Linked DNA regions of Homo sapiens: region 2 is linked to region 1. A link is an interaction called in ENCODE POLR2A ChIA-PET data of the cell type or tissue named here. Cell type or tissue: endothelial cell of umbilical vein. All regions are shown on one strand. Links, peaks and the distances in the headings refer to the core of each region. The heading gives the core; the rest is flanking DNA.

What was found. ChIA-PET counts read pairs that join two places held together with the same protein. Peaks named below come from ENCODE experiments on the same cell type or tissue, not always from the same donor. Only the 100,000 strongest peaks of a DNase experiment are listed, where the experiment ranks them.
Region 2: POLR2A ChIA-PET joins it to region 1 with 13 read pairs; 3 of 35 experiments call an interaction of 5 or more read pairs at or near these places.

What each region holds. Positions count from the first base shown.
Region 1 is chr1:12,548,435-12,551,194 of GRCh38, forward strand. No RefSeq gene overlaps it. Among named protein-coding and RNA genes, the nearest start is that of LINC02766, 24 kb to the left of the region's middle. RefSeq lists enhancers at 1-95, 1,365-1,659. In endothelial cell of umbilical vein, for the core only: no CTCF peak of the experiment used is centred there; a DNase peak (open chromatin) is centred at 1,527; H3K27ac peaks cover 1,429 bases.
Region 2 is chr1:12,661,560-12,664,580 of GRCh38, forward strand. AADACL4 (arylacetamide deacetylase like 4) reads left to right here. Exons shown (of 4, transcript NM_001013630.2): 3 at 232-295. Among named protein-coding and RNA genes, the nearest start is that of AADACL4, 19 kb to the left of the region's middle. In endothelial cell of umbilical vein, for the core only: no CTCF peak of the experiment used is centred there; no DNase peak of the experiment used is centred there.

The sequences.
Region 1 (2,760 bases), core at 261-2,760:
CTTCCCTGAAGGTGGAGCTGTCCCGTAAGGGGTGGCTCAGGTTGGAAACAAGCAAAGAGAAGAAGGGTTGGGCGAGAGGGTCACGCCTGGGAGAAGCCCCAGAGCACCAGGGCCAACTTCAGATGGAATGACCCTGGCCCCCGACAAGGGTCCCCTGTCCCTGTCAAGGGCAGATGCTGGGGTTCGCCAGGGTTGTGTGACCGGCCAAGGTGAGGGCATTGGAGAGGGAGGGAGGGAGGGAGGGAGGGAGGGAGGAAGCTTGGCCACCCTGCCCAAGTGTGGACCTCAGGCTGGGCCAAGCCCTGAGCTTCCAGGTGAAGTCACGAGAGCTCCTTGCTGGGCCCTTGGCTGGGGAGTCTGTCCCGAGCCCTCCATCCTCAGCCTCACCTGGGCTGGCAGTGGGGGAAGAGGCAGGTGACAACCCCCCCGAGAGGTGACAGCCCTGGGGCGGGAGCCGCCGCCACCTGAGAGTGGGTGAGGAGCAGGTTAGCTGGGTGAAAAGTTCACAGTGAGGGGAGCTGTCTGTTCCCTCGCTTAATTTATCCACTATTTGGCTAACCTTGCTCTGAACCCAGGCCCTGAGACCCCTCTCCCTTCTCCCCCGCCTCCCCACTGGGCTTCCGAGCCCCGCCACCAGACCTCCCGCCCAAGCCCTGAGGCAGGGACGTGCTGGCCTTGAAGAGGCCTGGGGCCCGGGCGCCGGGAGAGGATGGCTACATGGCTGTGGACAGTTATTTATGACCGCAGTCTTCCCATCTTCAGTAACCAAAATAAAGTCCGGTTGCCGGCGAGGTGCAGGCCCCCGAACGCCAGACATCCGCCAGCCAGCCTCGGAAGGCGCCCCGCCCGCCCGCCTTCGCCAAACACACAACTGCTCGGGAGACAGTGACCTTTCCTGTGGGGGCCATCTGTCATCCTGGCTTTGGGCGGGAGCCAGACACATGGACCAGCCGGCCTCGGAAGGGAGGCTGGCCTCCTTCCCTGGCCCTGGGGTGGCCTCCGGGCCTTCGGTCTGCCTCTGATGGCTCAGGGTCTGATCTCTGAAGACCCTTCCTCACCTCGGTCTCCCTTTCCCTTTGACAGATGCGGCAAGGCTGTGGAGAGAGGGAGTTCAGAGGGATTCGGGTTGGGGGTGGAGGGCAGAGGACAGTCGCCATAGTGACAGTGCCACTGACCACGCGGGATCCCAGGTTGTGCAAAAGGCCTGGCACATGTGACTTCCATCATCCATGAAGCAGCTCGGTCTTCCAGCCTGGGAGACGCGGCTGGGGGTGGCGGGGAGTCACTTCCTTACTTCTCCAAGCTGGTGGTGACCGAACAACCCAGGTCACTCTGACCCCAAAGCCAGCTGCGCTCTCAGCCCCTGGACTCTCTTTCCCATTCTCACTTTTCATTCTTTCATTGAAATCCCTTTTTGGCAACTATAAAAGCCATTTGTGTTGGCAGCAGCCAGTGGAAACACAAAGATAGACAAAGAGTGAATCATCCCAGCCGCAGCCCCGCCCCCCATATCTCAGGTGACCTTTTCTCCACGGTCTCCGCACTCACAAATGCACACAAGCGTGTGGACACCTGGGCGTGTGTGTCAGCAGGGAATCGCTTGTTTTGACAATAATAGGATCCCCACCACACATTCCTCCGCAGCTGTTTACTAACCGTGCCGCGCGGGGCAGCCCCGGCTCCAACATATCTGAGTCATTCTTGTTCATAGCTGCACGAGATTCCTAATCTGGGATGAATCGCGGTTAATATCACTTGCTTACTTTTTTTTTGTTTTTTTGAGACAGGGTCTTGCCTTGTCATCCAGGCTGGAGTGCAGTGGTGCGATCATAGCTCACTGCAGCCTTGACCTCCCGGGCTCAAACGATCTTCCCACCTCAGCCTCCTGAGTAGCAGGGACTACAGATGCTCATCCCTACGCCCTGCTAATTTTTAATTTTTTTTTTTTTTTTGTAGAGACGTCCCACTATGTTGCCCAGGCTGGTCTTAAACTCCTTTTTCTAGAACCAGCCGCAGCCCCTCAGCTGCCATTTTTCTCCCTGTGGCTGGGGAGGGGTGGAGCAGGGCTAATTCCACTCCTGCAAGGAAGGGCAGAGCCAGAGACAGATGGGGTTGACCCTGGGGGTTCCCCGTCCCTGACCCAGGGCCGCCTGTGATGGACTGCCGGACAGAACTGGTCAGCTGCCGACACCACACTGCCAGGTGCCCACCAGGACGCCCACCGACTGCCAGTCAGGAGGGGCCAGCAGTCAGGAGGGGTCTTAAGCAATCCTCCCACCTTGGCCTCCCAAAGTGTTGGGATTACAGGCGTGAGCCACGGCTCCTGGCCACCTGCTTGCTTTTGTAATGGGGTAGGCCCCACACACAGAGCAGAGTTCTGAAGTGTACAGCTCAGTCAGTGTCACGTGTGTGTGGCCACCCCTCAGATCATGACACCCAACATTTCCTGCCCCCAGAGGTTTTCCCCCCAACCATAGCAGCCCTAAAGGTGGCCACTCGGGTTACCTCGATCTCACAGATGAGTTGCACTTGTCTTTGAACCTCATCATACAGAAGACAGTCTTTTGTATCTGGCTTCCTTTGCTCAATGTTTTGTTTGTGTCACCCGTGTTACTGCATGTGGCCGGGAGGTGTTCATTTTCATTGCTGTGTAGTGTTCCATTGTATGAGTACCTACCATAAGTCATCCATACTCCTAACTGATGCAAATTTGCATCATTTTCTTGTTTCTTTTTCAACACAAATGATGCTGCCATGAGC
Region 2 (3,021 bases), core at 318-2,817, 110 kb after region 1:
TGCAGAAAGTGAGCCCCAAGGTGAATTTGAGTCCCAAAATTCAGGAGGCTGGGGACAGATGTATGATTTGGCCTGGTTTTTTGGCTCTGTCCAGGCAGAGGAGGCAAGGATAGAAACAGAGAGGATGCCACACCCCACACCAAGACTGTCAGCTGGCTCTTCCTGGGGGCTGTGGTGAGATGGTTTGGGTCCTACTCATGCGCTGCTGCTCTGAGTGTTTTTGTCTTGCAGATTGTTACCATGGCCTGTGCAATTATCTGGCCCGGGAGACTGAATCTGTACTTCTGATGATTGGGTGAGTTTCTGGAGACAGCTGGTAGGTTCCACAGGGGTGAGAGGAGATAGGGTAAGTTCATGGGTGATTTGTAGATCAGAGAGGCCCTAACTCCCAAGAGGCAACTCTTGGACATGCATCCACAGAGACAGGCGCAGCAGTGCTCGAAAGAGCAAAAACCTGAAAGCAACCCACATGTCCATGAACGGGGGCGTGCATGAATAAACCTCAGCACAGCAACTGTTAGATTACATAGCCAAGAAGATATTATGGATTTTTCCACAGCCATTTAAATAAATGAACTAGAAAGGTGTACCATGTTGCAAATGAATCTTAGTAGTATAAAACTAAGTGAAAAATGTTCAAAAAATTACATAAAGCCTGATACTCATTTTGCAAAGGTAAAAACGTTAAAACCAAAAGAATACTTTCGAGGAAAACACATAGACGTAACAAGACAATGTAACATAGAAAGAAAAAAATGATAGATACAGGATTCAGGGTAACCATTCATTAAGTTGGAGGAGAAGCAAAATGGCATGATGGTGGGGTTGGTGAAGGTGATGCGCAAGATTCTGGCTGTTGTTTGGGGTGATGGTTCTGCAGGTGCTTATTGCATTGTTAAAAACTAACTAAGCTTCTGGTCCTACAGGAACTAGTGTTGAGAGTGTCTTAAGATACAACCCTGGTCCTATAAAAACAAAAGGGAGATGGAGGCATCTTTAGAGTGGATGGAGGGGGCAGTAGGGGCTACTCACTAGGATTCTGGTTCTTGGCTCAAGAGATCTCACATCACTGGGAAAGAGTTTAGAGAAGGCCAGCGAGAGAAATTAAAATCTGCCTTTTTAGATTCTACCTCTACAATGGACCTCCTCAAACCTTAGCTGCCCCTAGGCTTTGGTAGACAGAATAGCTGTGTGACTTAAACAAAGTCACTTAACATCTCTGGTCCTCTCTGATGAGATTGAGGAAGCCAGCACTTTCTAGTATTCATCAACATACCTCCCAGGTGGCTTACCATTGTGTCTGAAATTCCACCATTACAGTCTATGTCACCAAAGCCCTTTGTGATAATAAAAACATCCCTTGAACAGGTAGCACATAAAGGTATCAATAAGCACCTGCATTAATACCTTGTAGGAAATTGCTTAGGATGCCATTATCCCAGATACTTAGACCTGGTGCACGGGCCAGGGCAGTTTTGATAGAGTGGCTCATGGAGCTGCATGCACAGATAAGGGCTTCCAGGAGGCTGCAGGGAGACAGTAGCTGAGAGGAGACTCCCTGAGAGACACTGAAGGAAGGGAGATGTCTAAGGCCTGGATGGGACTCCCTACCCGAACTCTTGGAGAAGATGGGTCTTTTGACCTTTGGTTCTGCGAAGCCTTCACCTCTGGGTGAGTTTCTTAGTTTGGGCTGCTGTAACAAATTACCATAGATGGGGCAGCTTAAACAACACTTTGATTTCTCAGAGTTTTGGAGGCTAGAAGTCCAGGATCAGGGTGTCAGCATGGTCAGGCTCTGGTGAAGACCCTTTTCCAGGCTGTAGACTGCCAGCTTCTCCTTGTATCCTAGAATGGCAGAAAGAGAAGCCAGAGAGCTCTCTAATGCCTCCTTCATAAGGGCACTAATCCCATTCATGAGGGCTCCACCCTCATGACCTGATCACTTTCCTAAGGCCCCACTTCCTAATACCCTTGCATTGCAGTGTAGGATTTCAACATGGGAATTTTAGGGGGACACACACATTCAGTCTATCACAGTGAGCAAGAGAGAAGTGTAGGGAGGCACAGGAGAATTTCTGCCTCTTTCTGGCAGGTCACAGATTTTGCCAATAGAAAGTACCTAATATTTGTTATCCCCTTCATCATGTTGGAGTCATATATTCAACATTTGGTGAGGAGTATTCATTTCTAGAAATGGGAAAATGAAAGCTGAGGTTTGTACTCTCTGCTACCAGGTGAAGGGGCCACCTCCCTGCAAGGACCCTCTAAGAAGCATGTGTTTCGCCTGAGCTTAAATAGGAACCTGCTTCGATAACATTGATAGATTTATCAATATATTGACCATCTAGGAAATGGCCAATAAGATTATTGGGTGATAATTGTTTCCTAGATGGGCACTAAATTATGCTGCAATCAATCAAACTCTATTTTGAAAGATGAGGTGTTAACTTTTAAAGGAAACAAAATTCAAGGTATAATAGAAGGAAGTGTTTTCAAAATGGTTCTTTTGAACCCTAGAGTTCCCTGTGATGCCTTAGAGGCAGCTATGGAGGTCAAAGAAGAAGAAGAAAGAGTGAGGGCTTATGTTCCTTACCCTTGGGCAAAACCAGAACAACTGCATTTGTTTATTTTATACAATGGGGCTCTCATATAATTTTTTTCTTCGAAATGAAAAAAATAATTTTGTCGTTCTAAGTTGAAAGCCACTAGTCTAAGGTGTTATTTTTCCTTATGAGCTTCTTCCAAATTTAATGTGATAATTAGAATATACCTTTTTGATGTTTTCTTTTCTTTTTCTTTTTTCTTTTGTTTTCTTTCTTTTTTTTTTGAGATGGAGTCTCACTCTCTCCCAGGCTGGAGTGCAGTGGCACAATCTCGGCTCACTGCAACCTCCACTTCCTGGGTTCAAGTGACTCTCCTGTCTCAGCCTCCCAAGTGCCTGGGATTACAGGCTCCCACCACCACACCCCGCTAATTTTTGTATTTTTAGTAGAGATGGGGTTTCACCATGTTGGCCAGGCT